Linked DNA regions of Homo sapiens: all the other regions are linked to region 1. A link is a loop called in an ENCODE intact Hi-C map of the cell type or tissue named here. Cell type or tissue: PC-9. All regions are shown on one strand. Links, peaks and the distances in the headings refer to the core of each region. The heading gives the core; the rest is flanking DNA. Region 1 has its middle 41 kb from the start of MIR11400. Region 2 has its middle 90 kb from the start of MIR11400. Region 3 has its middle 130 kb from the start of MIR11400.

What was found. Hi-C counts contacts between places; a loop is a spot of excess contacts. Peaks named below come from ENCODE experiments on the same cell type or tissue, not always from the same donor. Only the 100,000 strongest peaks of a DNase experiment are listed, where the experiment ranks them.
Region 2: it touches region 1 in a loop (7-fold over the local background); 1 of 110 quality-filtered maps calls a loop at or near these places.
Region 3: a loop joins it to region 1, with 2.7 times the contacts of the local background. A loop is called at or near these places in 1 of 110 quality-filtered maps.

What each region holds. Positions count from the first base shown.
Region 1 is chr7:142,510,000-142,521,038 of GRCh38, reverse strand. It overlaps TRB, TRBV7-7 and TRBV5-7. Among named protein-coding and RNA genes, the nearest start is that of MIR11400, 41 kb to the right of the region's middle. In PC-9, for the core only: CTCF peaks have their summits at 4,651 and 4,853 (motif pointing left); DNase peaks (open chromatin) are centred at 4,778, 5,735 and 6,168; H3K27ac peaks cover 3,398 bases.
Region 2 is chr7:142,379,501-142,390,539 of GRCh38, reverse strand. It overlaps TRB, TRBV6-4, TRBV7-3, the pseudogene TRBV8-2 and the pseudogene TRBV5-3. Among named protein-coding and RNA genes, the nearest start is that of MIR11400, 90 kb to the left of the region's middle. In PC-9, for the core only: CTCF peaks have their summits at 4,656 and 4,855 (motif pointing left); a DNase peak (open chromatin) is centred at 4,829.
Region 3 is chr7:142,597,978-142,609,016 of GRCh38, reverse strand. It overlaps TRB, the pseudogene TRBV16 and TRBV17. Among named protein-coding and RNA genes, the nearest start is that of MIR11400, 130 kb to the right of the region's middle. In PC-9, for the core only: CTCF peaks have their summits at 4,754 and 4,961; a DNase peak (open chromatin) is centred at 4,956; H3K4me3 peaks cover 271 bases.

The DNA of each region.
Region 1 (11,039 bases), core at 2,406-7,405:
TGCAGAAGGTGATGATGGAGCAGGGGGGTAGGTGGAAAATGGATGGACTAGTTTGTTTCCTACTTCTGATCCTTACAAGCCAAGAGACACTGGGGAAAATGACTCAATGTCCCTGAGCCTTCTATCTATAAAGGAAGAATAGAAATGTTTGATGTGCAAGAGTGTGGAAAGCCCTTAAGCTATGTAACAAATACGAAGAATCTAGCACGTATCTGGGGCTCAACAGTCACTCTTCTACTGAAGTTATCCAGGAAGTGACAAACTACAAGAAGTTGCAGCACAGAAGCAGGCACACTCAGGGCACAGGAAACCTGGGCTCTATTGGTTGGGAAAGGTCTGCCCTCAGTAGGACACAAGACATGCCTTCCAAACAACTAAAAGCTTCCCTTGAAGGAGTGAAACCTGGGTGGGGCCTGCAGTTCTCAAGTCAAAGCTAAGGCGGAAGTTTATATACAGAATGTCAGTGACTCTGCTGGGCTGTGCCAAGCTGCTGGCACAGAGATAGAGGGCCGAGTCCCCTAGCAACAAGGCGTTCACATTCAGCTCAGAGCTATAGTTAGGGAACTGGTGACCTGAGAATTGATCAGGGAAGTTTCCTCTTCCTCTCTCTTCTTTCTCATAATACTGAAAGATAAACTGGGGCCCCTGACCCAGGGCCTGTTGGTACGAGGACACACTGGTGTGCCCAGAGATAGGAGAGCATCTCAGAGTCACGTGCTGTCCTCTCGTTTTGATCAGGTGTGTGGGACTTTGGGTGACTCCAGCGTCCACTGGGCCTGTGGGAAAAGCAGATGTATAATGAGCACTGGAGACAGCCTGGAGGTCCTCCCCAAGGTAAAGTGGAGGACACAGGGGTGGGAAAGCTGAGAATGGAGCAGCTGTCCTGTGCCCGGGACTCACCTTCTCCTAGGGGACAAAGCAGCACCCAGCAGAGGAGCCCGGGGCCCATGGCACAGTGGGGCAGGCAGCACTGCACCTGATTCAGGGCTTGGTCCTCCTGGGAAAGAGCTGAGTGAGTTCTGGGCCTTGATTTTCCTGATGGGAGGGGTATGCTGTGATGTCACTGTCTTGTGTCTTCCCTATGCAGCCTTCCTTAGGTCTAGTGCTCCACGGACACTGGACTCTCTACCTGTCCTGCCGAGCTGGAGGGATGGGTGAAGGCAGAAGCTTCTGTGGTGATACAGTTGCTCCTCTGCCTAACTGCCCCAGCTCACAGGCTGCCCCATCACCCTATCACCCTCCTCTGACCTAGTGCTGCGGTGCTCCATGCTGGAGCTCGCACACCTGCCTATCAGCAGATGGTGAGGAGCCTGTGATTAAACCATCAGTTTCCAGCTCTTCCTTGCTCTCCTCACATCATCTTTCTGAAGCTAGATTCACACCAAGGTTTCTTACTATATTTTCCTGTCCCAGGCAACATTCCCAACCCATTTCCTGAGTGGCCAGCGGTACAGAGGCCCCAAGATTTAGTCCATCTGATCAGATCCAAAGCAGACCTGTGTTGTCTGTAAATTATTAAGAGTGCAGATTCCCCAGAAATAAATCTAGGGCCTTATCAGCTCACACCACAGACCTAGCCAGCTTTGGACTCAACACCCTCAAGGCCATCCTATATGTAGTGCTCTGGAAAGTTTATGTTAATCCCTCCAGATCCACCCTGCCTTCACAGGCTGACTCCAGTGTATCATGTTAACTGTCTCCTCTTTTCTCTAACTTCAGAGTGAGTTTGGCTTATGGGAGACAGGACAGCAGAGGGAGGTAGTGTCACCATCTGTGCTGGTTTGCAAAATCTATTCCCTTGGCTGCCTTCTTGCTGGGTTAAATTGCCTGGTGCCTAAAAGTAGTCACACAGTGGCCTGAATGCTTTGCAGCTTAGATATTTCTTTCAGCAGATATCCTAGCTAATGGCTCATAATTTTATATTCCATAAAGTCCTAGAACAGGACACAATGTTGCCAAGGTTTTTGCTACTTATGAGAAGGATGGCATTTACTTCAATTTCTGATACCTTGTTCCTCATTTCCCCCTGAGCTTTCACCAGAAATGCCCTTAATGCTCTGTTTTCAGCAATCTAGGCTTTTGCTAGTCTGCTTCTCTGAATTCTTCCAACCTCTATCCATTAGCCATTTCCCATTAACTAAAGCTGTTTCTACATTTTCAGGTACTTGTTACAGCAACAGCGTCACTCTCAGCACCATGTTTTCTTTCCATTTATTTCCTACTGCTATAGAGAAATACCACAGACTGGGTAATTTATAAAGACAAGGCATTTATTTGGCTTATAGATCTGGAGACTGGGAAGTCCAAGATCAATGGGCCATAGCGGCTGAGGGCCTCCTGCTGTTATCCAAGGCAGAAGGAAGGGGAAGCAAGCACCCAAGACAGAGAAAGTGGCTGAATTTATACTTTTTATCAGAAGACCATTCCCAAGACAACTAATTCACTCCCACAATAACGGCATTGATCTCTTTCTGAGGGCAGATCCCTCATGACCTAGTCATAGCTGTCCCACCTCCCAATACCATTACAATGACAAATTTCAACATGAGCTTTTGTGAGGACACGCAAGCATAGCACACACATCTACACTGTAAGTCAGTATTTCCACTCTTAAGTTTATACCTAAAATAAAATAAAAAAAAAGAATGTATATGTCCACAAGAAAGAGTTCCACAAGAATGTTCACAACAACTGTATTCATAATAGTTGAAGACAGGAGTAATGTGGATATCCATCAACGGGAGCATGGATAAACAAGTTGTGGTATAGTTATGCAATGGAATATTAGTCATAAGAAAAAATGACCTACTGATACAACAATATGAATAAACTTCAGAAATACTAATTTTGGAGGAAAATAACTCAATAAAATGTTATATGATTCCATTTATATGGAGTTCAAGAATAGACCAAGCTAGTCAGTGGTGATAAAAATAAGAAAAGTTTTGGCCAGGCGCGGTGGCTCATGCCTGTAATCCCAAAAATTTGGGAGGCTGAGGCGGGCAGATTTCAAGGTCAGGAGATCGAGACCATCCTGACTAACACGATGAAACCCCGTCTCTGCTAAAAATACAAACAATTAGCCGGGTGTGGTGGCAAGCATCTATAGTCCCATCTACTCCAAAGGCTGAGGCAGGAGAGTGGCGTGAACCGGGGAGGCAGAGCTTGCAGTGAGCTGAGATCACACCACTGCACTCCAGCCTGGGTGACAGAGTGAGACTCTTGTCTCTAAATAAATAAATAAATACAATTTTTATCTCTGGGATAGAAATTGATTGGAAAGGAGCATGACGACACTTTCCTGCATGACAGAATTTTTTTTATAATCATTTCAGTTACTATTGCACTGGCATATGCATTTGTCAAAATGTACCAGGATGTCCTTGTATTAATATTTCTGTTTTACTCTCTATTATACTTTAATAAAAAGTATTACTAAAAAGTAAACAGCTAAATCATAAAATATGGGATTCACTTACAAATGTATGCTTGTATTCTGCACAGCCCAATTTAAAAATGAATCACACAAAAATAAGAAAAGACAGGAACACACATATCTGTGTAAGTTATGGAGAATGTGAGAAGTGCTTGGTGACTGAAGTGGCAACATTGAAATTTGGCATCAAAATAAGCTCAACTGATGAGTGGGCCGAAAAACAACTAGGATCAAAATCAAGGAAAGCTGTAGACAAACAAAAGCTTTTTACAATATCTTCATATGCTATTGAAATCATTCTGAGAACCATGAGCTGCTACAAATTTCATAACTTGGGAAATTGGGCATTCATCAGTCTCACAATTCAGACTTTCCTTTCATTTTGGCTTTGAACAGATTGGCCAATTTTTGAATTGATTTTTTTGCCCAGCAAGCAGCCTGCTCCCCACTTTGTGAGTGGGGTACTGGGAGACCCGGCACTCCCCCTTTTCAGCCTCACAGACGGGAGTTGGGCACAGCACAGACACACGGAGTTCCCTGCACGTGGGGTTTGAACTCCCTGTGAAGCCCAGCTATGGACCTCCCAGTCCTACAGTTAATGGATCCCAACTAAAGAAACCGTGCCTCTAGGTGTCTGCTTTACCTGTTAGTGCTAAAGAGGGATACAGGCTGGAGAAAAATAAAATGTTTGCTCAATATTATTCTGTAATATTTTACAAGAAAATCAATTGAGGACTTCATGGATTTTCATCCAAGCCAAAGTCATGATAATAGCTGAATTCCTTCCTTAATCTACCCTGAGAGGACTCAGACACTGCTTGATGCCCACAAATACTTAGTAGAGACTTATTTATAGTCTCCTTTGTAAAATTCTACTAGTCTATTATCTTCATCTCTAACGGCACAGTTTGGTGCATCTACTAATATTTTCCTTCAATAGTTTGTTTACTGAGGTGTTTCAGAAATTTTTGTCAATACTTTTTGTCCTCCAGAGAACATGTGCTTGATTTCCAATGGAACCTCAGCCAAGTTGATGTTATCAGTAAGACTTATGAACTTGGAGAATCCCAGATCACTCAAGCAGGTTAAAGCTGTTGCCTGGCCAGACCTGCAGGGAAGATGAGGTGCAGCAGAGACCCACTGGGCTCAGGGCACAGCCTGCCTCTCACTTTTCCCTTTTCCTCTGAGGCAGTTGCTCCTCTGTCTGCACATGCCCCGACACCAAGGCTGCCTGGCCAAAATTCTTCAACTGTAGATCTGATTAAAGATTAGAGGGACTTCCTGCCTCTTGCATAGCTGTAGGTAGCCTAGCAATAACTGAAAACTCCTGCAACATCTGCATAATATTGAATACAAACCCTAATTTTTCTTAACCTTTTCCCTCCTAGGCTGCTCCCCCAGACTGCCCAGAGCCCTTTACATCGCAGTGGACCACACTGCCATCTTGTGGCCAATAAGTGAAGCTTCATCATTGTTTAATTCTGTAATGGCCCAAGGAATGCTGGGAAGTGTCTGCAGAGTGAGCTGCCAGAATATTCCAGAGGTGCCATCCCGCAGGTTTTATGAGCAGCTTCCCTAAACCCTAAGTCCTACATTAGTTCTAACCCTAATTATTGCTTTGAGTTACCAATCTTGATATCCCACCCTCATTCTGAATAACTCTTATCACATAGCTTCAGTTATAGCCAAACTTTTTCTCCCTTAAAACTACCATCTAAAGAAAGAGGAACAGAATGAGAGGAATGAAAGGAAATAATATTTGGTTTTAAATAGTAAGAAGACACAGACGTTGAAGTATAAAGAGATTATTTAATCTGAATCACTAAAGATAAACAAAAACATCCTCCAAAAATGACAATGTTACCCCAAAAGTATAGATCAGCAAAAGATGAAGTCAAATGTCTATTAATAAAAAGTAAAATTGAAATATATAAAACGAGACCTGTTACAAGACAATAAGCAATGGTGGAGGGAGCAGTACCTAATGCAGAAAATAAGGATGGATATAACTAAGAGTAGCAAAGGGACTGCTATAGGAAATGATCACCTTGTACAATGCACATCCACTGATCTGAGCAGCAAACAGGGAAGAGATGACACTGGAAGAGGCAGAGGAGCAGCGGGAGATGAGGACACGCTGATGCAAAATAGTATCATAAGGAAGCAAATCAGCCAGGGGACTGTGGATTAGATGACTTTGCTTTCTCCTGTCTCCCGTGACAGCTGAACTGGACCATTTTCCTCTCCAAGGATTTGCTCCTGCACCTGAAGTTAGATGCCCCTGGGATTTGCTGCTTTTCAGGTTCCCATGGATGAACTCCCTCTCCTTCCTTGTTGACCATGGTCTGAAGGAGAGGTCATCTCTCCCTCCCCTTCAATCCCACAGTACTGGGGATTGGCACAGACTTCTCAATTGGCATTGACCTCTCTCATGGCATGCTCACATGCCCCCTAACTGTGCCTTTTCATTTCCACTAGACTGAAAGTTAGATGTGGGCAATGAAACTTAACACCTTTATCATAAGATACACAAGTAACTGCTTTCAAAATTATTGCTGTTTCTTTCACTGCCTTGGGTTACAGCTGAACAGGAAAAAAAGGCACAATTTCTTAATGTGACTTAACCACAAAAACCTTCCCAAGTGCCAAAAACAATATAACTACCAAGGGATTGCTCTCCTCATTGGCGAGATGGAAAAATAAACCAAAAAAAAAAAAAAAACAAAGAAAATATTGTCAAATACTTTAATGGAGACACAGAAACCCAGTCCCTCTTATACAAACATCACTGTTTGGCCTCCCTCTACCTGAGAGACAGACAGAGCCATTCCTGTGCCCTACACCTGGCAGGAAAGCCCTGCTGGAGCCTGTGGGGAGCTGGTGAGGATGAGCCTTGGTGATTCTGCCCCAGAGCAGGGATTCTCAGGGAACTCTGGACAACTTCCAGGGACTGAGATGGAGAGTGGCCACACTCAGTCCAGGAGAGGAGAATACTGAGGATGTGATCCTTCTGATCTCTCAGCCTAAAGTAAAAGCAGAGTCATTCCTGACTGGTGTGGAGCTGCTTAGTTTCTAAAGCAAAATAGTCCTTGTTTCAGGGTCTGTCAGTGACATAGAAGAATAGCGGGGCTCTATGTGGTTCACAACCCAGAGTTGCTGCTTGGCCATCTCTGTTCCCAATGACTCCAGCATCTGAATATTCCATGTGAGGAAAGATAATTTGTAAATAATGAACTGGTTCAGTGATACCTTTAGGTACATTCAAAATAGTTGTCATGTTCCAGACTGGCATTCTTGAAGGAAACACAGAGCTACAGTGCAAGAGAATTTGGGAGTTGAATGGAAATAGGAACAATTGACGGCCCCTTAGGTGATGGGTTCTAAGAACAAGAGTAGTGGGGAAATAAATTCTGAGCTATATTGGCCTAGCTCAGAAATGGCATAAGAGGGACATCAGAAAATACCCCAGTAATGTGCTGATAAACTGTGTGTCTGTGAAGGTGGGGGCATGGCTGGTAGCATTTCCTAATTTCTGTTGTACCAACATACCCACCATGGCAGATTTCAAGCTCCCAGCATGGCTTCACTGAACAGGGAGCTGGGAAAAGTATGCCTATTTACTTCTTTTGAGTCATACAAGCCATAGACTAAAGAGAAAAGCTTCAAACTTCTTCAATGCTTCCTACTAAACATACTAAAATGAGGCCACAGCAACTATAGCATACCTCATTATTTTCATGATAAGATCAGAGTGTGTGATCCTGGGTCTTGGAATGGACAACGGGATGTTTGTGCAGAGAAAGGATTTCTGAGTCCTCTGAAGCTGCTGAGATCACAGAGCAAAGAGTTATGCTGGCTGGTTGGGGAGCCGCTAGCCTTTGACTTGAAGTAATTGCAATGAAATGTTTCTCCTGCTTAACTTAAGACAACAGAATGATTTCATTAGAACAGAAACCACATTCCTCCCTATTTGTTCGTTAGTACCATCTACCCTTTGCTCCTCTTGCATGTTCATTCTCTCTATAAATTGGAAGCCCTGCTCACTTTTGTTACATGTTCTTGCAGCACCATTTACAACAGTGGACTGTGGTCTGTTCAGCCTCAGTGTCAGAGCTTGTCCACTGTTAGGACCAGTTGTCTCAGCAGTCACATGGAGGAAAGTGGCAGCAGTTAGAAGGTCTCAGAAGACAGGGAATTCCCATCTGTGTGCTGGCCTTACTCAGTCCCAGAAGACACAGGGCGGCTGAGCAAGGAGTCATTTGATGACGACACAAGAAAAAATGGGTCAAGAGCAATTCCCTGCCAGTGACCATCATTCTCTGGGGAAAGAAATTTGGTGTCTGTACCACACCATAATTTCTGATCAGTGAATTTGGAAGGACTATGATGCCCCTCCTAGCTATGAAAGATTCAGGGCACCTCTATCAGGGTTGCATCTGGGACACTGAGTCCCAGACTTGGAGAAGTGGTCTGTCGCTGAGGACTCCCCGAAACCCATAATGCATAATCACATCAGCTCTGACCAGTGCATTCCATTTCATAGATACAAACTGCAGCATCACCCACAGACAGATGGAAGATTCTATTGCAATATAATCATTGTACTTCTATTTCTAACAAGTGCTATATAACACTATATATTATGAAAAAATATAATAAAAAGGAATAGATTCAATATTATAAATAAAACACTTTTTGAGTTAAAGGCCTTGGGAGAATTATTTCAAATCAAATGAGTTGGACAACAATCAAAACACTCAGAGTCTGAAAATCAGATTTCCTGAGTGAATCAAGGTGAAGTGGCAGCGGTGGTGATGCATGCTTCTGTCTATCAGGACAGCAGCAATGGCAAATGGAAATAAAATAAAGGATACTCTTGGCTTAAAGTAGGCAGAAGAAATGAAGTGTTATTGTTACCATGATTGTATTTATCAAGTAAGGACCACAAATTTGCAAAGACCTTTACTTCAAACAGGAAGAGAGGTTTGATATTTTGTGGCAGAAAACTTCCAAGGTGACAGGGATAGAAGAGGCTTCAGAAGAAAGATCTTCTCGGGGATGTAGCCTCAGACCTTCCAGATGCCCCAACATATGAAGAAGAGGCATGTTTCCTGCCTATGACAACCTCATGTATGTGGGCAACACAGCAGCCTCCAAGACCTATAGAAGATGCATGTCTGCTCTGAAGGCCAAGGCTAAGACACCCACTCCTTGTTTGGAGCAGTGAGCTGGCTCCGAGCCCTCCTAGAGTGCAGTGGGACGTGATTGTTTTCACCACTTACATTTGCAGTCACTGTGTTTCAGGAATGAATCTGTGGTCTCTTTCCACCCAAAGGACAACCGAGGTCCAAATCTACCTCTTTCCCAGGAAAAGTGAGGAGCAAAGAGAGGCCTCTGTTAATGATCTCTGGGAGCTGCAAAGAGAGAGAAGGATGAGGTTTGTGAACAGGAAGGAGGCGACTGTGCCATGCTGTGGCTAAGCTGCTGGCACAGCGATACATGGCTGAGTCCCGCTGCTCTGTGCGCTGAATCGTCAGAGTGGAGATGGATCCCTCAGGCCTCTCTGCAGAGAACCGATCACTGGGCAGCCCTGATTTGTCTGGTTGAGCTTCATAATTGAAGTAAGTCAGAAACTCTGGGCCCTGCCCCAGGGCCTGTTGATACCAATAAAGGGTTGCATGACTCGAAATTGGATCACACCTGAGAGTTACATCCTGTCCCCTCTTTGTGACTTTGTACCTGGGAGACTGGGAGACTCCAGCACCTGTGTGATCTGTGGAAACAGAATCTGGCAACAGAATAAGGAAAACATTTGTAGTCATCTCACACACACACACACACACACACACACACACAGACACACATGCATACACACACACACCTACATACAGAAAAAATATGAAACTACTTTGTGTTTTGAGGACTCACCTGTCCCTAGGAAACCCAGGACCACCCAGCATAGGAGACTGGTACCCATGACAGTGTCAGACCAGGATGGGGGCTTTACCAGATCAGTGTCACTGTGAGCAGGAGCGGAGGATGAGGGATGTCCTTGTCTCCACAGGGCAGTTCCCACAGTGACATCACTTCCTCTCTCAATCCTCAGGACCTCAGGGTCACAGCATTTCTATTAGAACACACTTGGGTGACACTTTAAATATTTATAACCTCCGTTTTAACAACATCAATTCATGGCTCATTGGTTTGTGCTCCAGAGCCGTCTGTGCCTGGAGACCTCACACTGCATCTCTGAGTTCATCTTCTCATCCTACAGCCGCTCCCCTGCCTGCTGGGCATGTCCTGTAGGATGCAACAACAGCGCCCCTAACATAGGGCACAAAGGGTTGAGCTCATTGTCTTTCCCGCAAGTCAGGGTCCCCTGTGCCATCCCAATCATGCCCCAGCTTCCTCCATTCCCCCAGTCACACGTGCCCAATGAGACTGTCCCATCACATGGGTTCCCTCAAGAACTGCCCTCATGCCTTTCTTCTGGGATCATTTCCCACCCTTGTTAACCGTAATTCAGAAAAGATGCCCATAGAAAACCATCTCAGGCATACAGTGACTTATTAATGCTCATCTATTCCATGCCCTAGACTGGGTAACTGGGAACTTCCATGTGAAAAACACTAGGATCTGAAGTTCTAGCATCAAAGATTTGTTTTACCGTTGTCTAATTTAAGACGCTGATGGAAGAAAAGTACTCAGTTTACTGTTTAGGTCCAACTTATAAAAATAAAATGAATATTCTTTACCCTGAAATCATACGTTCTCCTTTGAGTAAATTAAAAGGTCACATAAATCATGAATTAAACCTACCAGGCTAGACTGGGCCAAGAGAAGACAGAGCTTTTTTCTGGAAAGGCTAAGTTTCCAGGGTTAGTCAATGTGGTGCAGGAAGGAGGCTGGTACGTGAAGTATTTTTCCTCGTTAGAAGATGCTGGGATGTGTGATATCCTGGGTACTCAGCTGATCTGGGGGGAAGGGTGGCCAAGTGTGTAATACAAGGGATGAAATGTCATCAGTAGGATTGTCCTGGGAAATTGCCTTTCAACAATCTGAGACATGTTTTGGGCTCTTTGGCCCCCTCTGCTCCATCCTGTTTGGGGGCCAGGTCTCTACTTGGAGAGAAGGCAACTCTAGCACACTGTATTCTTGCCATCTTCACAGAAATGCAGGGCAATTTCTGCAGATCTGAGGATTTCACTTTAGGTTGGCCATCAAATCATTGAGCTGATCAGCTACAAATTCATGAAGCACATTTCTCATACTGCACAGTCAAAAGGGAGACCAGAACACTTGCTTTGGTTATAAAAGAACTGGATGGAGGAAGGCAGCAAGATGTGAGCTTCCCTCCTACTGTCTCCACAGGTCACTGCACTCTGACCAGGCGTCTGATGTCCATCCAACTCCATCAGGATAGAAGCTCAGGAAGGAGACAGAAGCAGGAGGCAGAGCCCTGCCTCTGGGTGGAGCGAGATTTCAGGCACAGGATTAAAAGAAAATTTAGTAGCCAGTGTCTGGAACATCTACATACAAATTGTGTCCACATTCACTTGGGCAGCACAGGTGTCCCCCGGAGAGGAGTCCACGGACCGTGGCA
Region 2 (11,039 bases), core at 2,792-7,791, 130 kb after region 1:
GTTTCTTGGGAGACAGAAGGTCCTTCCAGGCCATGGAAATACTGAGCACAAATGCAGAGAATGTAAAGGCTGCAGAGTTTTAGGAAATATTCAAAGAGGTGTTTGATCACAGAAGGTAATGGATCTGGGCGGTAAGTGTCAGAAAGAGATACAAGGGAAGCAGAATGTATCTTTGGGGAAATGGGAGAGCCTTTATCTGTTTACCATCAGCAGTGAAATGAATTCCTCTGTTTTGAGAATTGAGATATAAGTCCAGAAGGAAGACATTGGAACCAGCTCCAGGGCCCTCCCACAGGGCAACTGGCTACGTGGTGATGACCATCATAGAGTGGCCTCGGGGTGATGCCAGTTGCTACAAGGCCTTGCTGCGTATTTTCTAGCAATTGAAAACTTTGACAGGTTATGTTGCAGAGAACACAATTTTTTATCATCTGGTAGCTCTACTTCTATTTATTTAATAATCTTTAATCATGTTCTCTCTCCTCAAGTTTCTCCAAACCAAATCTCAATTTCTTCTCCCTTAATTATATAAAGCAAACCCTTGAGATTTTACCTTCTATACTACACATCTGTCGAACAATCCTGACACCAAAATGAATTTCTTTTTCTAAAAAGGAGAGTGCCAGCTACTCTATCACTATAGTGTACAGCATCCGACAAAGAAAGTAATTTTGCCGTGAACCTCCTGAAGCAGCACCATCCTCTGAGCATATCCTCCTGGCCTTGTTTCCGCCAGCCTTGTTCAGAGTCCTGAAATTGTTTATCTTTCCCCCTGAAGGCCCCAGGTACTCACAGCTGTCTGGTCTGAGACTGCTGTACACGGAAGCAGAGAGATTAGTGCACAGAGTTCCAGTGACTCTGCAGGGCTGTGCCAAGCTTCTGGCACAGAGATACAGGGCCGAGTCCCCCAGCTCCAAGGCACTCACATTCATCTCAGAGCAATAGTCATGGAACTGGCGCCCTGAGAATCGATTAGGGAAGTTTCCTTCTGATCTCCTTAACTCATTAGCATATTCAAAGATAAACTGGGGCCCCTGACCCGGGGCCTGTTGGTACCAGGACACACTGCTGTGCCCAGAGATAGGAGAGCATCTCAGAGTCACTTGCTGTCCTCTCGTTTTGATCAGGTGTGTGGGACTTTGGGTGACTCCAGCCTCCACTGGGCCTGTGGGAAAAGCAGATGGAGGATGAGCACAGCAGACAGCCTGGAGGTCCTCCCCAGTGTAAAGTGGAGGACACAGGGGTGGGAAATCTGAGAATGGGGCTGCTGTTCTGTGCACAGGACTCATCTGCTCCCAGGAGATAAAGCAGTTCCCAGCAGAGGAGCCCAGGGCCCATGGCACAGTGGGGCAGGCAGCACTGCATCTGATTCAGGGCTTGGTCCTCCTGGGGAAGGGCCAAGTGAGTTCTGGGCCTTGATTTTCCTGATGGGTGGGGTATCCTGTGATGTCACTGTCCTGTGTCCTCCCTATAAATGCTTCCTGAGGTCCAGTACTCCCCACAACCTGAACTCCCTCCCTGTCCAGCAGAAGGGTTGGGTGAGGGCAGAAGCTTCTGTGATGAGACAGTTGCTCCTCTGCCTACACTGCTCCAGCTCCCAGGCTGCCCCATCACCCTCTCACCCTCCTCCCACCTAGTGCTGTCGTGCTCCATGCTGGAGCTCACACACCTGCCCATCAGCAGAGGGTGAGGAGCCTGTGATTAAACCTTCTTGTTCCAGCTCTCCCTGGCTGTCCTAATGTCATCTCTCTGACGCTAGATTCAACCAAATTTTCTAATTCTATTTTTTTGTCCTCAGAAAATATTTCCAGCCCCTCCCTTGAGTGGCCAGTGGTGCAAAGTCCCCAAGATTTAGTCTATCTGATCAGATCCAAAGCAGACCTTGGTTGTCTGTAAATTATTAAGAGTACAGATTCCCCAGAAATAATACTAGGGCTTTATCAGCTCACAGCACAGACCTAGCCAGACAGTTTGGGATTCAGCACCCTCAAGGCCATCTTATGCGTAGTGATCTGGATAATTTACGTTAATTTCTCCAGATCCACCCTGCCTTCAGAGGCTGACCTCAGTGTATTATGTTAACTGGCTCTCTTCTTCTCTAACTCCAGAGTGAGTTTGGCTAATGGGAGACAATGGCAGGAGAGTAGAGGGAGGTAGGGGCACCACTTGTTCTGATTCATCTATGCCCTGGCTATCCTCTTGCTTCATTATTTTATATAGGTTACTTTTCCCTACCAAAGTCCACAGCACCTTATAGGCAGCCTTGCCTTAGAGCTACAGTACCTGATGCTTTGGGATCCACATCCTCTCCTACTTATTTCAGGCCAATGTGAATAAGAGCCACAGATTCTGCTGTTCTTAGGCTACTTCTACTTCTCTTACTGGGTTCCCTTAACCCTGCCACACCTTTGCAAATACTCCTTTTGTCCCTCCTTGATATCTCCAGGACCACGACTAATAGACACAGCAATGGAAAGGTGAGTCCAGGTATTTTATTTTGCCTTAAGAGTCAACACAATTTCTAACATTCTGCCATTAGAAGTAATACAATTTCTAATATCCTGCAATGAGCATTGCTAAAAGAGTCAGGAGAACCATGAGAAATATGCATATGAAAATAAACCATGTGACAGGGGACATAGAATCCAAAGAGATTCCAGCAGAGAATCAAAGTGCACGCTCACCTACTCTGACCTCTCCCCATAAAAGATGAGAGTCATATACAAATAGATGCTTGTATTCTGTACAGTCCTATTTAGAAATGCACCACATAAAATAAGAATAAGACAGGAACACACTCATGACCACAAAAAATACAGAGAATGTGAGACGTGCTTCTTGCTGAGATACACAACAATCAAATTTAGTATCAAAGTGAGCTGGACTGATAAGAGGCTAAGACACAACTGAGGATCGATGGCTGAAAGAAAGCTATAGACAAAGAAAAAAATGCTCACTCGCTGTTGAAGTTATACCAAGAACCATGAACTGTCATCAGTCTCATATATTAGCCTTTCATTTTGACTTTCAGCAGATTGGCCAATTGGTGAATTCATTTTTTTGCCAAGCAAGCAACCAGCTCCCTTTTGCACCGGGATATGCGCTTCTCCCTTTAGGTGCTAAAGAGGACTACAGGCTACAGGAAAATAAAATGTGTGTTCTATATTATTTTATAATATTTTACAAGAAAAACAAGTTAAGGAACTCATGGATTCTAATCCAAGCCACAGTGATGGTAAGAATTAAGTTCCTTCCTTCATCTATCCTCAGAGGACCTCAAACAGGTACTCAGTAAGAGTCTTACAATCTCTTTGATAATTCTACTAGCTGATTATCTTCAGGTCTAATGGCAGAGTTTGTTGTATTTATTAACATTCTCCCTAACTGGATTGTTCTCTTGTGTGTTTATAACTTTATAACAAAAAAAATGGATTTTCTTGTCCTCCACAGAACACATGCTTGGTATCTAAAGGAACCAAAGCCAAGGTGATGTTATGTATGCTACCTGAGAATCCCAGATCACTCAAGCAGGCTAAAGCTTCCCAGCTGCTTTCTGCTTTTTTCTTCTCTCCTGAAAAGAAAGTGAAATATGAATTTCTTGTTAGAAGCTACCATTCCTTTGCACAATTACCAGAATATTCCAAATTGAGCAAAATAACATTACGTTGTTTGCATTTACACATCCGCACTACAGTGACAGACCCAGCTCACTCTAAGTTTTATGCTGCAGGAGCACACATAGAATGAGATCCCATTGCTGGGAAGTCTGGGAAGAGCTTCAGAAAGGGCAGCTTTTTCTTCTGGTTGAGACACGGGCTTCCATAAGGAGTGCCCACCTCCAGCCTGTGACTGCCCTTTTTGTGCAGAGGGCAGCTGGCTGTGCAGGGCTGCGGATGTGCTGCCACAGTGGTACAGATAGGTCTGGCTGGTGCTGGTGGATGCCAGGATTGGGGAAATGCTCAAGCTTGTTTCAAGAGACACAGTACCCCTCTGTGACATCAACTTTGGTCCTGCTGTGACCACTGCCTGAATAGTGGATAAGCTTCAGCCCCCGTCTTGGGTCTTGTCGATATCAGAACACTGTTCCTAACCTGAGCACATTCCAGGATCATCTCTTTCTTCTGTACAATGTGATATCTTGGCATCTGGGTGATCCCAGCATCAATAGAGCCTGCTGGAGAGGCAGACAGAAAGTGAAGACAAGACTTAAGAAATAGGGGGACTCTGCAGAAGAAAGGACAAAAAAGGCTTGTAGCCCAGACATTGCAAACCCATGACAGGGTTTTGCAGCTGTTTCCAGAACTTATCTGCTCCCAGGAGACAAAGGGTCACACAGAAGAGTTTGGGGTTCATGGTAGGGTCAGAGTGAGGAGGGGCTGGCCCAACTAAGTGCAGTGATCCTCAGGACTGTGAGCTGGGGCTCGGAGGCTGCTCCCTAGGGAATAGTCTGGTGGGCCTGTGGTGTCACCCCCCATGCCTACGGAGTCCAGCTGGTCCAGGGCCTTCTGACTGGTCTCAGGCAGGATCCACCTCCTCTCATGAAGGCTGTTGCCCGGCGAGGTCTGCAGGGAAGATGGGGTGCAGCAGAGACATACTGAGCTTAGGGCACAGCCCGCCCCTAGCTTTCCCACGTTCCTTTGAGGCAGTTGCTCCTCTGCTTGCACCTGCGCTTGACACCAAGGCTGCCAGGCCAAAATTCTTCAACTGTGGATCTCATTAAAGATTAGAGGTATTTCCTGCATCTTGCATAGCTGTAGGTAGCCTAGCAATGACTGAAAACTGCTGCAACATCTGCATAATATTGGATTCCAGCCCTAATTTTTCTTAACCCTTCCCTTCCTAGGCTGCTCTCCCAGGCTCTCCCCAGAGTCCCTTAGATCCCAGTGGACCACAGTGCCATCTTGTGGCCAATACGTGAAGTTTCATCATTGCTTTTGCAATGGCCCAAGGGATGCTGGGAAGTGTCTGCAGAGTGAGTGAGAGACTATTCTAGAAGTGTCATCCTGCAGGTTTTATGAGCAACTTCCCTAAACCCTGATTCCAACACTAGTTCTAACCCTGACTATTGCTTTACTCAAAGCTTAATATCCCACCCTCATTCTAAATAACTCTTATCACATAGCTGCAGTTAGAGTCTAATTAATATTTTCTCCCTTAAAACTATCATATAAAGGGAGTGGGATAGAATGGGAGGAATGGAAGAAAATTGGATTTACTCTTAAGTAGGCAGAACATACAGGAATTGAAGTGCATAGTTATTTCATTTCATTACCAAAGATGAAATACATGTCCCCCAAAATAACAATCAATGTTACCATAAACATAAAGATTAGCAAAAGATTAGGATGATAATGAGATTGCCTTCAAGATGGCATCAAATACGTATTAATAAAAAGTAAAATTTGAATGTAAAAAGTAGGATCTTTTGTAGGCAACAAGTAATCTTGAAGGGAGCAGTATCCAATGTGGAAAATAAGGATGGATAATGAAGACCAGCAACGAGCCTTCCACAGAAAATGATTAACATATACAACGCACATCTGCTGATCTGAGCAGCGGACATGCAAGCAATGATTCTGGAAGAGGCAGTGGAGTGGTGTGAGATGAGGATCCCCTGGTGCAAAATAGTATCATAAGGAAGCAAGGAGAGAGAGGAGGAGGTTTATGAGCAGGAAGGAGGCGATTGTGTCATGCTGTGGTTAAGCTGCTGGCACGGAGATACGCGGCTGAGTCCCCCTGCTCTGTGCGCTGGATCTTCAGAGTAGAGACGGATCCCTCAGGCCTGACTGCAAAGAACCGATCTTTGGGCAGCCCTGAGTCATCTGCCGCACCCGTGCCTTGGAAGTAAATTAGAAACTCTGGGCCCTGCCCCAGGCTTTGTCGGTACCAGTAAAGGGCAGTATGACCTGAAATTGGATCACACCTGAGCTCTACATCTTTTCCCTTCTCTGTGACCTTGTTACTGGGGGTCTGGGAGACTCCAGCACCTGTGTGATCTGCGGAGACACAAGTTGAGAACAGGATGAGGAAAACAGTTGTACTCATCACACACACACACACACACACACATACAGACACACAGAATGAGACTGGTTGGTGTCTGAGGACTCACCTGCCCCCAGGAGGCACAGGGCTGCCCAGCAGAGGAGCCTGGTGCCCATGACAGAGTCAGGGCAGGATGGGAGCTTTACCAGATCAGGGTCACTGTGAGCAGGAGCAGAGGAGGAGGGACGTCCTTGTCCTGACACAGAACAGTACCCACAGTGACATCACTTCCTCTCTCAATCCCCACAACCTCAGGAACACAGGATTTATATTAGAACACACTTGGATGACTGCTTTAGATATTTATTAGCTCCCTTTAAACAACATCAATGCATCGGTCTTCACTTTGTGCTCTAGAGCTGTCTGGAGCTACAGGCCTCATGCTGCATTTCTGAGTTTATCTCCTCACCACACAGGCGCTCCTCTGTCTGCTGGGCATGTTCTCTAGGATGTGCCAACAGCGCCCCCAACACAAGGCACCAAGGGATGAGCTCATTGTCTTTCCTGCAAGTCAGGGTCCCCTATGCCATCCCCATTGATGCCCCAGCCTCCTCCATCCCCCAGTCACACGTGCCCAACGGGGCTGTCCCAACACATGGGTTCCCTCACAAGCTGCACCTCATGCCTTTCTTCTGGGACCACTTCCCACCTTTGTTGACTATAATTCAGAAAAGATACCTTATTGGAAAACTCATAGTCTTTTTTTTTAATTTTTCCACTTGTAAATATATTTTCCTCCATCTCAGTGTTTAATGAATGGGGATTATAATTCCTACTAAATGGTTATTTCTGATCCTCTTTCTTTCATTGATTTTTTCAGTCTATTCCACTAGGAGAGATTTATCTTTTCTTTTTGACAGCTTTTAGAATCATCTATTTGTCACTTATGTTCCACAATCTCATTATAATATAAACATTTATCTTATTTCATATTCATTTGAATTCTTGAAATTGAGAATTTAGGTCCTGAACCACCTCTGGAAAATTCTCAGCTAATGTCTCATCACAATCACTTATTCCCTCTACTTTCTTTTCCTGAAACTTCAATTATCTATAAGAAAAATGGGAAATATATATATTTATATATTGTATATAATATATTCTATAGAATATATTTATATATTCTATATTATATAATATATATTCTATATTATATAATATATATTATATATTATATATTATTATATTATATATTTTTATATAATAAATATATAATTAAATATATAAATATAAATAACTTTATATAAATAAATATATATAATTAAAAATTATATATTCTACTATGCTGGAAACCACCCTTAAGCTCTTTCTAAAGTTACATATTTAATTTTCGGTGCTGCATTCTATGTAACTTCTTCAGCTCTGTCCTTGACATCACTAATAATCTCTTAGAAGCATTTCATCTTTCTTCATTTCCATTTTGTTTTCAGTGATAATCTTAATCATTTCTGTATTGAATTTGATTTTTTTTTAATGTTATCTTGATGGTTTCTGTCAGTCTTTTTTTCTTGTTCACATTTCAATTTCCTTTAAATATAGTTCTACAAACTTTCATACCTTTTAATGGTAAAAATTTCTTGTCTTCAAACACTTCAATTGCTTATTGTTTCTGCTCACTTCTCTTCATTGGTTCTTGTTTTAATAGTCTTAATAGTGGAAGCATATTTATCTGACATTAGTCTGTGGTGTTCAAGAGAGGCCTGCATTGAGAGTGAAGAACTTCAAGACTCCATGGTTTTTCCAACTGTCTCCAGTCTTACCACCAAATTCATGGGGCCAAGAATTGTCTGTTGCACTCTGGGTTCCTGAACATGCTCATGGTTTAGGTTCCTGGGGAACATGCTCTCAGGACAGCCACAATTTACCCTCTAGAACACAATTCTGATTTTCTCTTACTTTTATATGATGCCTTCTCCACAAATTAGCAACTATAAGGCCATTCCCATCCTGTTCTTCCAAGGGAAAATAATATAAATATATTTTAAAAATCCTAAATCTACAAATGTGCCCTCTTCAGGGGTTTTTTTGATCCTAACCCAAAACTTTAAGAAATAGCTTAGATATTATAATTATATACAGAGAGTTTACCCTCATTCAGCTTGAAGAACACATCATATTTTAAATTGGAAATTCCCAGACTGACAAACTGGCTTGCACCATGCATGGTCCTATGCTTGTTCAACAAGTGAGTGCTCCTTGATGAGCTCATAACAGAGCATCTCAGGCAAAGTTAACTCTAGACCTCTGCCAGGGTACAATGAATCTAGTGTGTTCCTGTTACTGGTTCATTCACCCACTCATCACTCACTCACCTGTCACTCACCCATCCATTCTCTGTGAAATGAATGAGGACTCCCTGCCTGCCAGGCACTGCTGGTGGTAAATGTAACAAGCTCAGCCTTCAGCTTCATGAGTTTAAAATTAAGTGGAGCACAAAAGGAATAAAACAAGTGTTGGAAAAATTGCAATGGTGCTGAACTTTACTAAGAGGCACATGATTCTGTGAGCTTATGAGAGGGAAACTGAAATTTGACCTCAGCTGAGAGTTGAGGGAGTGCTTCCAGCAGGAGAGGCTGATCATGCTGAGATCAGAAGTGCAGGTAGAAGCTGACCACTGCAGAAAGGAAGGCACTAGCCCAGGGTGGAGGAAATGGCCTTTGAGGTCTCTGTGTTGGAAAGGAAGGAGGCACAGAAGAGGCAGCCTCATGGCTGCAGTAGAAAGGCGAGGGGAGGTGGTGTGCAGAGGCCCAGCAAGGCCTTCGGGGGTGACTGCTCAGATGGGAAAGGCGGGCCACAGGTGAGACCACATGAGAGTGGGTACTGGAGGAAACCCTGGAGAGAGGAAGCAACGTGGCCCCCAGAGAGAAACAGGAGTCTAGACAGATTTGAAATACAAATCCTGTTCCATCCTGTGGACCTCGGACTCAGGATGATGAGTAGAAAAGTAAGAGCTGGGAAAGCCCTGGTCCCATCCCAAAAAGATAGCTTGGAAGAAAGACCAGAGAGAAACAAAAGAGACCTCTGAGGCTCTGGGACCAGTCCAGGCCTGGCTGGGACTGCCTGCAGAGGCACCTGGCACAGACTGAGGCTCACACTGCCCGGCACCCATTGGGCTTCCAAGATTCCCAGTGCTGAGAACTCTGCCAAGGACATGGTTGAGTCTGGGGTCGGGGAGGAGGGCAGAGCCTCCCCTGCATTTATGTACAGAGAGGAGATGGCTGTGCAGCACTGTGGAGTCACTGCTGGCACAGAAGTACACAGATGTCTGAGAGGGTACAGCAGACGCCAACGTGAGGGGGAAATCATCTGTGTTTGCTCTGGAGACACTATAACCATCAGGGACTTCTCCTTTGCCAGTGGTACCTGCAGTATTTGAATAATGGATGAGCCTTAGCCCCAGTCCTAGATCTTGTCTATACCAGTACATGGCATTATGTCTCATATCCTGGGTACATCTCAGTGTCATGCTCCGTCCTGCTGCCAGGATCTGAGATGTTGGTGCCTGGGTGATCCCAGCAGTCACTGGACCTACAGAGAAGGAGAACAAAGCCAATGCTGCAGCCTCAATGGGAAGGCTCTGGGTCTTGAAATCTACACATGGGCCCTGCCCAGGACTTACCTGCCCACAGGAGAGAAAAGGCCACACAGCACAGGAGCCTGATGCTCATGGCAGATGCTACAAGACAGAGAGGTCTTCTGGGTCTGTGTGTTGATGAAAGGGGAACAGGGCTGTCAAGGAAGTCATCCTGAGACCTCATTCTCTCTGCCTGGTCCCCAGAACCTTCTTGTCGAGAGAGGCCATGGCCCTTCCCCAGAGGGTCAAATCCAAAATAAATGCACCACTGAAGTTTGGATGGGAAGAATGCTTCTTGATATAAGGCTTTCAAGTTTTTCTTGACTTTTGTGCAAACAGTTTGTAATTCAATATAAATTTTATTCCTGCAATGATATAATTCCTCATTAATATTCTGGTGTTAGTTATCTATGTATTGCTGTAGTCTAGAATCTTAGGAAAAATCCTCTTGTCTCCCTGGTGTTTTTGATTCCTGTGTCCCAAATACTCCTTCAAGTATCCTTTTCCAATTTGCTTAATTGACCATAATCCTGTTAAAGTCCTGTGTCTATATTGGTTTTCTCTGTTATCAGGTTTCCAAATCCCAGGGGCAGGCTCATCAACATTGCAGGAGACGTTTTGCTCTGTTTCTTGTCAATTCACTGACAGATGGGACTCCTGACAAGTCCAGCTGAGCACCTTCAGCTCCATCCAGGAGTCTTGCTTTCTGTTCCTGGGGTGAGACCACAGCAGGCAGAACCACCTCATGCTGCTGACTGCCCTCTCTGTGTGGACAATGGTGGCCACCCAGCGCTGCTGAAGACTTGTGAGCACAAAGGTGTCCTGATGAGTGAGGGACTTGGCGAGAGGGAGCAGACTTCAAGATAAGGAAAAATGCTCTCGTTTTATTTGAGGTGTCATGTCTCATAGGGAATATCCCTTCGTTCAGGATTCCTGCCATTAATTTAGTAATAAATGAAAAGGAGCTCAAAAACTGTATCTTCGGTGTACAGAGCCCTGCATTCAGAAGGATCCCACGCTTGCTTTATCACTCTGCTGTCATGATTTTTAAATTCTTAATAGTGTTTGAACAAAGGATCTGCCAGTAAGTCCTGTCGCTGGTTGTAAATACATGATTTTGTTTCATATTCTGCTCACCTCCCCCTGTGCTGGTTTCCTTTCAGCACAATGCATCACCAAGGTCTGGTCATTCAGCGTCTATGGGGCTTCACTTAGCAGTGAAGAACACAGAAATTAAAGTCACAGCTAAGGGCCACCTGGTGCTGAAAGTCACAGCTGGGATCCAACAAGCCCATTAGTGGGTTTCATGTGCGTGCCCAGGACTCCTGTGGTTCAAGAGACAGGAACACACAGCTCAGCATCCTAGTGCCCAGGACAGGGCCAGAACAGGAAGATGAATTCTAGCTGAAGGCTCAGGATT
Region 3 (11,039 bases), core at 2,703-7,702, 88 kb before region 1:
AAAAATACAAATCATTTTTCTCTCTTTCCTGCTTCATCATTCTTCCTTTAGCTGAGAAGTTACTTGAGTGCTTATAATATAATTGCACGGGTCTGGGGCTACTGGGTCTTCTCAAGAGCTCTAAGATTGATATGTACACCTGTTCTACTAGATAACTGAAGCCAGGATAATTTCCTATTGCAACCAGGTGATTGCATCACTCTGAGTAGCTGGTATTGTAGGGGTAACTTGCAGAGTCATTTTAGGCAGCAGATATTTTGCTGTGAATAAATGTATTAGCCTCAGGCAGACTGACTACAAATCCTTGGAAATTACTTTTTCTGATTAATCATTTTACTCTAAGCAGCTATAAGCAAGCTGTGGCCCCATCTCTAGATTTATCAATACCACAATATGAGACATTCCTCAATGTCTTCCCAAACTTGTCTCATTCTCAACTTCTGATTGGATATTGTCGTTTCTAGGTGACTGAAAGTGAAAAAAAGACAGGAACTGAGGAAAGGGCAAAAGAGCGAGCCTAATGATGCAGCCATCAGTGAAAAACTGCAAGCCAGGTCCCAGAACACCTGAAACTGGAATGCCCCACCTGCTCCCAGTAGAAAAGGCCACTAACAAAGAATCTGGGGCCTAGGGCAGGACCAGTAGGTATGTCCTATAAATAAGGGAGAGAGCTTATGTCTGTCTCTCTGTGGTTTCTCCACCCCAACCCAAATAGCCTGGCACATCACAGTCCCTACATTAGCTCCTCCCTGTCAAGAAACCCCACCTCCTGTGCAGCCTAAGTCAGATGTCAGAAATAGTCAGGCCGGGCGTGGTGGCTCACGCCTGTAATCCCAGCACTTTGGGAGGCCGAGGTGGGCGGATCACGAGGTCAGGAGATGGAGACCATCCTGGTTACCACGGTGAAACCCGGTCTCTACTAAAAGTACATAAAATTAGCCGGGCATGGTAGTGGGCGCCTGTAGTCCCAGCTACTCGGGAGGCTGAGGCAGGAGAATGGCGTAAACCCGGGAGGCAGAGCTTGCAGTGAGCCGAGATCGTGCCACTGCACTCCATCCAGCCTGGGAGACAGAGCGACACTCTGTCTCAAAAGAAAAGAAAAGAAAAGAAATAGTCAAAACAGCCTCTCCACTAAATCCTAAGTATCTGAAGCTAGGTCTTAAGCATTGGCACTTTGTGTCTACTCATCATCAATCAAAATATCTATGGCAGGTCACCATGGCAACTGTTCAATCTCATGCCAACCTTCCCAAGTGTCAAAATTTCTGCTTAGCCACAAGCAATGACACTAGCATTTGCCTACAGTATTGACAAGTTTGGTGGCCACTGTATAGCAAGAAGACATAATGTGCTGTGTTCAGACCTCTGGGAACTGTTCTTATTCTTGTCTTTCTCCACATAATTTGTAGTTTGTCTTCCCGCAGTATTTCTGTACCTTTCAGCTTCCTATTTTCAACTTCCATTAGTCATCCTTTAGCTGTCGTGCCCCTGGGCTTTTTCTCTCTGCTTGTTCTAGTTCCTTTCTCATTCTTTAAAAAAAAAAAAAAAAGTATATATATGTATACACACACACACACACACACATTTTTTTAAATTTTTGTTGTTGTTGTTGTTGTTGTTGTTTTTGAGAGGGAGTCTCACTCTGTCGCCCAGGCTGGAGTGCAGTAGCATGATCCTCAGCTCACTGCAAGCTCCGCCTCCTGGGTTAATGCCATTCTCCTGCCTCAGCCTCCCGAGTAGCTGGGACTACCGGCGCCCGCCGCTACGCCCGACTAATTTTTTGTATTTTTCAGTAGAGATGGGGTTTCACCATGTTAGCCAGGATGGTCTTGATTTCCCGCCTCGTGATCCGCCCGCCTCAGCCTCCCAAAGTGCTGGGATTACAGGCGTGAGCCACCGCACCCAGCCTTAAAATATATATATATTTTAATTTTTATTCTTTTTTGAAAATTTCTTATTTTTTTTTTAAATTTTTAGAGACAGGGTCTCATTCTGTTACCCAGGCTGGAGTTCGGTGGCATGACCATATCTCACTGCAGCCTCGAACTCCTGGGATCAAGCAACCCTCCTGCCTCAGTTTCCCGAGTAGCTAGAACTATAGGTGTCAGCCAGTGCACCCAGCCCTTTGCCATTCTTAATTCAACATGATGATAGTAGAGCAAATCGAATTAAATAAAATCCCTGATTACAAAAGCCAGCTCTACAATTGGCTTAGTGTTCATCCTGCACTTACCCTCCTTAAACTTCAATTTCTTTGTTAGTAAAACAGGGATAAATAACATAATTTTGGGTTGCTGGTATGGATGAAATGAAATACCATATGTGAAATATCTAGCATGGTACTTCACGTATAGCAATATCCTGCCTAGTTTTTTCTCCCTCTTAAAGCCCATACCACCTCTAATGAATATTATAATATGTTCTTCTAGGAGATTATTGAGCTGATTTAACATAACTGTTGTGATGATACACTACGTTTGCTTAGAAAGAAATTAAGGTCATTCTTGTAATTTTACTAGAAAAAAGTTATTGCTTCATTTCCAATCTTTGCCATGAAACATACAGTTGTGAGACATTGGACCAATTATTACTCTTTCTGAGCCTATAAAATTGGGGATAATAACACCTACACGAATAGTTCTCTTATTCACAATTAAGGGAACAAGTCCCATGTAGCATATGGTCACAGTATCAGCATATGTTGACCACATATGGTAATTTTGACATTTATGCTGATATTGTCTGGCACGGCTGGGTTGACTGAAGCAGAATGACATCTCTGGACAGATCTCTTTCCTCTTGGATGGAACAAGCAAGAGAAATGCACACTCGTTGTTTGTAGTAGATTTGGAAGGTATCGCACAGTATCTGGGGGTAATGACAGAATAACCAGTCATGGAGTTGCTTCTGTCAGTGGTCCAGTAAGAGCCAAACCGTGAAACTCAACAAAAAGCTGAAGCACAGCAATCCTAAATAATAACACCTCATAATATTAGGCCAAACCTATGTATATTAGCGTTTGAGTTTTAGGCACCACACTAGGGATTTTCATGAATTATCTTATTTAACCCAATACTATCAGGTAGGTATTATTATTATTATTATTATTATTATTATTATTGAGACAGAGTTTCACTCTTGTCATCCAGGATGGAGTGTAATGGTGCAATCTTGGCTCACCACAACCTCCGCTTCCCGAGTTCAAGAGATTCTCCTGTCTTAGCCTCCTGAGTAGCTGGGATTACAGGTATGTGCCACCACGCCCAGCTAATTTTGTATTTTTAGTCGAGACAGGGTTTCTCCATGTTGGTCAGGCTGGTCTCGAACTCCCAACCTGGGATGATCCACCCACCTCGGCCTCCCAAAATGCTGGGATTTACAGGCATGAGCCACTGTGCTCAGCCTCAGGTAGGTACTATTATCTTCATTTTAGAGGTGAGGAAGTGAGGCATAGAGAGGTTCACAGTCTTGCTCACGTTCACATAGCATTTGAGCAGAGGAGCCAGAATTGTGGTCTGCATTGTTTGATTCCAGAGCCTACACTTTTAACTATCACCTTCTAGTGACCCATGGCAGGCAGCATCACATACCTGGGTGGGCAGTGGACATTTGAACGTCTTCTTGCGGCATCCAGGATGAGACTTAACGCTGTGAACACAGATAGTTCCTTTGAGAGAAAGGTATTTCTTTAATCATGAGTAAGTAGGGGTCAAAGACTATACCTATCAGACAGAAGTCACATTGTCCAAGACATTAGGTGGAAGATCACTAATCTTGTTATATATTACGCATGTTGAAGGGACATTTTTATTACGTATGGAAAATATATAACTTTTTTATTATTTATGAAAATATATGTGAAACATATAAAACATGCCAAGGTGGACATGAAAGATGTTTCTATAATTCTGAGGATTTCCAAGGCAGTCAATAAAGATGCCTTCATTAAGGGAGTTATCACTGAATAGGGAAATATTTTAAGAGACCAAACAGAAGGCACAGGTTGGGAAAGAATCAAGTAAGAGAGACAGGAAGAAAATTTGGTTCAAATGATGGGCACTGGCGGAAGGGGAGAGAGAAAGGGGCTGGCCTTGTTATGAAAGCCCATCTGGGAAGAGCAGGAGCTCAAAAGCTCAGAGAACCTGGAAACATATAATTAAAGCATGAAAATAAAACAACAAATTACTCAGTAAACTGTAGAGTGTTAAATGAACATGAGGTATTTTTACAGCCAATGACATTGTTGGCAGGGTGCGCAGGAGACTAGAGAGAAGAGGGTGGATTTCTCCGGAAGGCCAATAAATGTATAACAATTCTTTTATCCTATTTCACTTTTATTACTTATTTTACCCCGTTGTCACTGGCATGTGGTGACATTTATGTATTAGTAGATGAATGAGGGAAAGTCAATGTCGCTTGGTTTTCTTCACAGAGAAAATAGGTCTGGAAATATCCTGGTAGGTTTATTAGCAGGTAGGAATTGGGAAACGTTGGAACACATTGAGAGGCAGTGGGTGCTGGGCAGACAGTGACAGAAGCACTACGAAGACCAAGCTGAGTTTTTAAGTTGAGGCTTCATACACCATATATCGCTAATACAAACTGTAAGTAGGGCTGAGATATATTTAAATAGTAAAATGACAAAAAGCAGACCAATGCTATAGCTTCGTGTTTATTTATTCTATAATTTAAAAAATCTATTTCATTAAACCGAAACAAAGAAATGAAGGTACTGCAACATTAATAAACAATTTACTTTCAACAGAGATGCTATCATTTGTGTCATTATCTACAATGACCGTATAGTTTAATGTTCAAATTGAGACACTTTTGTATGTGAAAGAGGATACTATTAATTATGACAGGACAACAAGACTAAACCGTGATTGCGTGGTAAATCATGACTGCGCGGTAAATAAATCATGAGGTCCCCTCCCCAGACTTTCTAACACGTTCCTTTACTGCCATCTAGCAGCAGTGGAGGGGATTGCAGGAAATGTATAATACTTTCACAAACCACATTTCAAATTAGCTTCAAAGTTATGGTATATAGGGGTGATCTATAATGTTCCTTGCAATCAGATAGTCTCTGGATCTGTGTTATCTGCATATGTAATTATGTTCATATTTTCCAGCTTGTAGTGATGTCTTCCATCGCAACCCTGATTGTCACATGTGTAAAATAGCTGTAGATAGATAAATAGATAAATATTATAAATACATATATTTATATATTATTTATATATAATAATATATAAACACATATATTTATATATTATTTATATATAATAATATATAAACACATATATTTATATATTATTTATATATAATAATATATAAACACATATATTTATATATTAATACTTATATATAAATATATATAAGTATTTGTATTTATATATAAATATATATTTATATATATATTTATATATAAATATATATTTATATATATATTTATATATAAATATATATTTATATATATATTTATATATAAATGTATAAAATACATTTATATATAAGTATTTATATATACTTATATAGAAAATGTATTTTTTATATTTGTATTAAAATTTACATAAAATATATTTGCATATATTTATATATCTCTTATGTGATATAAGTATATCAATAAATATATATTATTGATATAAATTTATATAAAATGTTATAAATTTTATGTTTTTATTAAATATAAATATATTTATGTTAAATGTATACATAAATATTCTAATATTTGTATAAATAAATAAATAGCAAGTCAAATAATCATATTTGTATCAGATCTTAGAGACTAAGTGGAGCAAGTCTCTAATTTTGAAGAGGAGGACACTGAGTCCCAGAGAAGTAAGAGCATTTGCCAAGATTTCACAGCTGAAGGGGAGTAAACAAAACCAGTTTTGGGATTAGAAAGCAATTTTTCTGACTCTAATTCCAGTGTCTGTGAGTCTAGGGCCTGCAAGAGAGAGAGAGGAACAGATGAGTGTTTGAAGTAACAGAATAAAACGTCGCGCTCCCCTGGGCAGCTGTGTGAGGAACTGAATGTGCTAGGACAGTCCCCGAGTGGGGATTTTAGTCAGTGTTTCTCTGGCATCCATCCCCTAAGAGGGTCGTGTTGCCGTCTGCCTTGCGGTTTGGTTTAGTCACTGACCTCCAGGGAAAGTTGGTCTTATTGAAGAGATGGATCTGCAGTAGTCAACAGGCTGTTCCATAAATGTACATGTCATTGCCTCTGCTGGGGTACGTTGGTGGGGGAAGAGTTTGCAGGAGAACTGTGTTTGAGATAAAATCAGTAGGAATGTTTTTGTGTTTTGGTAAGTAATATCAACCTCAGATAGCTGGTCTCTGAACTTGGAAATTGGTCTGGGGCCCTTCCTTCTAAACATGTGGATTCCTCCTGATCCACAGAATGTCTCATTTTGTATTTGGGTAGTTTCAGGAGCCCATTGTCCAGTGTGCCCATCATGACCATTTAAGACCTTAATTCATGGTCTTGTACTCTCCCGGTAGCAGCTGCAGCCACAACAATCAACTCGCTTCTTTCTTCTGGGGTAGGAAGATAAGGAAGAGGCTTTTTCAAATGTTTTCTTGGAGTTCAACTGGGAGAAGAGCAGCCAGAGGGTTTGCACCCTGGAGGGAACTGACTCAGCCATGCAGTGCCACCGCTACTGTAGAGATACACGGCTGAGTCCCTCGGCTCTGCGGGATGGATCTTCAGTGTGGAAGACGTTCCGTTAGGTCTTTCAGCTGTGAATCGTTCCTTGGGCATCCCTGAATCAACTGCAATGTTTTGGTACTGGAAGGAAATCAGCAACTTCATTTCTTGCCTCAGATTCTGTCGGTACCAGTGAACAAACATGTGACCAGAAGATGGATCGCACCTCAGAATCACCTCCTGTCCCATGTTGGTGACCTTGTGTCTGGGGGTCTGGCTGACTCCAGGCTCCGAGTGTCCTGTGGAAGAAGACGGAAGCCATAGAAGGTGAAGGGAAGCCCAAAGAAAACATCTTTTTTTTTTGAGATAGGGTCTCTCTGTGTTGCCCAGGCTGGAGTGAAATGTCGTGATCTCTGCTCACTGCAGCCTCTACCTCCCAGATTCAAGTGATCCTCCCACCTCAGCCTCCCAAGTAGCTGGGACTACAGGAGCACACTACCACGCCTGGCTAATTTTTGTATTTTTTGGTAGAGAAGGTGTTTCACCACGTTGACCAGGCTGGTCTCGAACTCTTGACCTCTGGTGATCTACTCACCTCAACCTCCCAAAAAGGTGGGATTACGGCTGTGAGCCACCACGCCCAGCCAAAAACATCTTTATGCAAATGTTTAAGTATACCTGGACCCACCTGCCGCCAAGAGACACAGGGTCACCCAGCAGAGGAGCCAGATATCCATGGTGAGGTCAGGCAGTGCAAGACACTCCCAGCGATGGGTTCTGATGTGCAGTAGCAAAGAGCAGTGAAAGTTCTGGGTTCCCTTGGCCGCATGATGTAGGATCTGGCCATGACATCATGTCCCCAGCAACACCCACAACCTCAGGGCACCTTCCATAGGAGATGGGGATCCTTGGTTCAAATATTTGGCCTCATCCTTATTTTGCTACATGGACGATGTTAAACAAGGCTCCAATCCCACTTGCAGGTGCTTAGGAAAGTTGAAGATTAAGGAAAACATAAGAGGAAGTGGAAAAGGAAAGAGAAGAAAGTGAGAATAAAAAAATGAAGAACAAAATTTTAAAGCACTACAGAAGATTTGCGATGTTATTAATCTTACGAAGTCCTTGGGGCAGAACTTCAGCACTAACAGAAATACTCAGGAGCAATGATACGTATTCCTAAAGTCCACCAACAAGAAATTTCGACTCTGAAATTCTGAACCTGTCCTAGAATATACCTGTTTAACCCATGCCTCAGGTGACACTGAGAAAAGTTGTCTCAGACCACATTTCACAATTTTTTCTTTTCTTTTCTTTTTTTTTTTTTTTTGAGATGGAGTCTCTCTCCATTGCCCAGGCTGGAGCACAGTGGTGCAGTCTCAGCTCACTGCAACCTCCGCCTCCAAGTTTCAAGCGATTCTCCTGCCTCAGCCTCCTGAGTAGCTGGGATTACAGGCTCCCGCCACCATGCCTGGCTAATTTTCATATCCAAAATTTTTTCAGTAGAGATTTTTAAAAGGCTAAACAACAACAACAAAAAACTTTCCCATTAAACTAGAATATTACACTTTAAATAGAATGAGAAGAATTTTCCTGGGAAAAAGAATATTAAATGGATAGATTTAGTTTCTGGGAGCTGCATTGAAAACAAAAAGAATAGAGAGAAAATGAGAAACTAGTTGAAAATGATGTAAATGAAACTGAGCAAAAATTAATGCTCAGGACTTAGGGCATGGTCAGTATTGTCAAGAGCTTCAAAGAGATCAAGCAGGCAAAGAAACACACATGCGTCTTTTGGTCTGGGAAATACGTAATTTTAATCTTTAGGAGAACAGTTTTGGTAGAATGGAAATATTTCAAGAAAAAGCTGAAGATAGCATCTAGAGGAGTGACTTCCCTGTGACAAAAGCAAAGATGTAGACCACCAACAGCAAGACTGGGCTTGAGGGGGACCGAGAACAGAACGCTAAGGAACACTCACTTCTGGAGAGCGGGAAAAGGAACTTAAAATGAGAAGGTATAATATTAAATAGATCAGAAAAATGATAAAGTGAGAACTTCTGTTTCCAGGAGTCACAGTAAATTTTTTTCCCAAGAAAAGAAGTAACTTTGGACTTCTGGAAGTAAGACAACTGGGTTCAACTTATACTGAAATAAGAGCAGATGTAACTGGAGAGAATAAAGGAACTTCTCTCAAAGCGAATGCTAGGTGGTGACCAGATCTGTGAACAGAATGGATTATCAAATTTTAACAGAGTTATTTTGAATTCTATAACTGCTCAACATAAGTGTAGTCTCCTGCCTAGGTACAGTTGATACCATAATGCCTCATTAGGAATATTGATGTTGAGTACATTGCCCCTCATTACAATTTGAATCATATACCTGAAGATCTTTTAATTCTCTGTGCATTAATATGTTTTACACCAAGAGTACATTAATCTGTTCTCCTTCAGTGCCATAGAGGCCAATTAGTGAATTTGTAGGATCTGAAGTTGTCACACTTAAAATGAACATGCTTTTTGTGTTATCTAGGTTTAATTTCTTTTTATTCCTTCTATTTTATTTATTTATTTATTGTTTTGAGACAGAGTTTCGCTCTTGTTGCCCAGGCTAGAGTGCAGTGGTGCGCTCTCGGCTCACCACAACCTCCCCCTCCCAGGTTCAAGCAATTCTTCAGCCTCAGCCTCCTAAGTAGCTGGGATTACAGGCATGTGCCACCACACCTGGCTAATTTTGTATTTTTAGTAGGGATGGGGTTTCTTCATGTTGGTCAGGCTGATCTTGAACTCCCAACCTCAGGTGATCTGCTTGCTTTGGCCTTCCAAAGTGCTGGGATTATAGCCGTGAGCCACCACACCTGGCCGGTTTAATTTCTTAAAGAGAGATTAACCAGACTCTTTACGTGGTCTGATATTGTTCTAAATAATAAGGTTTTGATCCCCTCTCCAAACTCTTCTCTTTTCCCAAGGTCTCTATATTCCAGAAAATGTATTATCCCCAACTTCTCACTTGTGATGGGTGCCTATTGGATGTTCTGACTGGATTCCACCCCTTGAAATCCTTGGTCCACAAGGTCAGAGGGACAGACTCCCAGATACTATCTTGTTCAAAATAATTCAATTCCCTTGGATTTCCACGAGCCCATTCTTGAGTAAAGCAGGATCACATTTTTTCCCCCTGCACCCTGGATTTGTAATCTAGCATGAGAGAAAGTCACGTTGGTCTCAATTGACTGGAGGGCTAACACCTAAATCTGCAATTTTCTAATCACTGTAAGACCTAAGAAACAGAAAAGACAACTTATAATAAAAGAATGAGGCCGACAAGGTATATAAAAAATGAGTTGTCAATCAGCCATGCCATGGTTCTAAGGTTTTTTTTTGTTTTTTGTTTTTTTGAGATGGAGTCTCGTTCTGTCGTCCAGGCTGGAGTGCAGTGGCACGATCTCGGCTCACTGCAAGCTCCGCCTCCCGGTTCACGCCATTCTCCTGCCTCAGCCTCCCGAGTAGCGAGTAGCTGGGACTACAGGCGCCCACCACTAGGCCCGGCTATTTTTTTTTTTTTTTTTTTTTAGTAGAGACAGGGTTTCACCGTGTTAGTCAGGATGGTCTTGATCTCCTGACTTTGTGATCCTCCCGCCTCGGCCTCCCAAAGCTCTGGGATTACAGGCGCGAGCCACCGGTTCTAAGGTTTCATTGCAGTTTATTTCTGGGAAGTTCCTGTGTTCTTGCTTTGTGGTTCTATGGGACATACATTTAGCCTTATAATACATTCCCCTTTGGCTTAAGCTAGCTCTAGTTTCTGTTATTTCCTTCCAACCTAGTATACCACCTGCTTCCTGAGCTGAGTCCGTGATGAGTCTGTGTCCTAAGATTAGCTAATATTTAACACTGTGGATTGGCTGCTGGCACAAAAATACACTGCTGAATCCTCAAGCTTCGTAGCCTGGATCTCAAGGCTACAGGGTGAATTTGGGAGGCACTTAGCTGAAAATCTTTCCTTGGGCATACCTGTTTCATCAAAGACATTTTCATTCTGGAAGGAAATCAAGAACTTGAACTCGTTTTTCAGGACCTGTTGGTACCAAAAAACATAACTGTGTCCTTTTATTGGGGCACAATATAATTTTGCTTTCTGTCCTTCCCCTCTGACAAGATGTTTTGGAGTCTGGGCGACTTCTTCACCAGGAGAACCTGTAAAGAAAGCAGACAGGAGTTGGAGACTGAGCCCATGAGGGAGTTCGATGACATGGATGAAAGGCTTAGAGCAGGGAGCTGACAACTGCAGAACAGGGACTTACCTGCAGCCAGCAGACAAAGGATTGTGATGCAGGTGAATATTGGGCTCATGGCAGAATTAGGGGAAGAGCAGGCAGCACAGGCAGCTG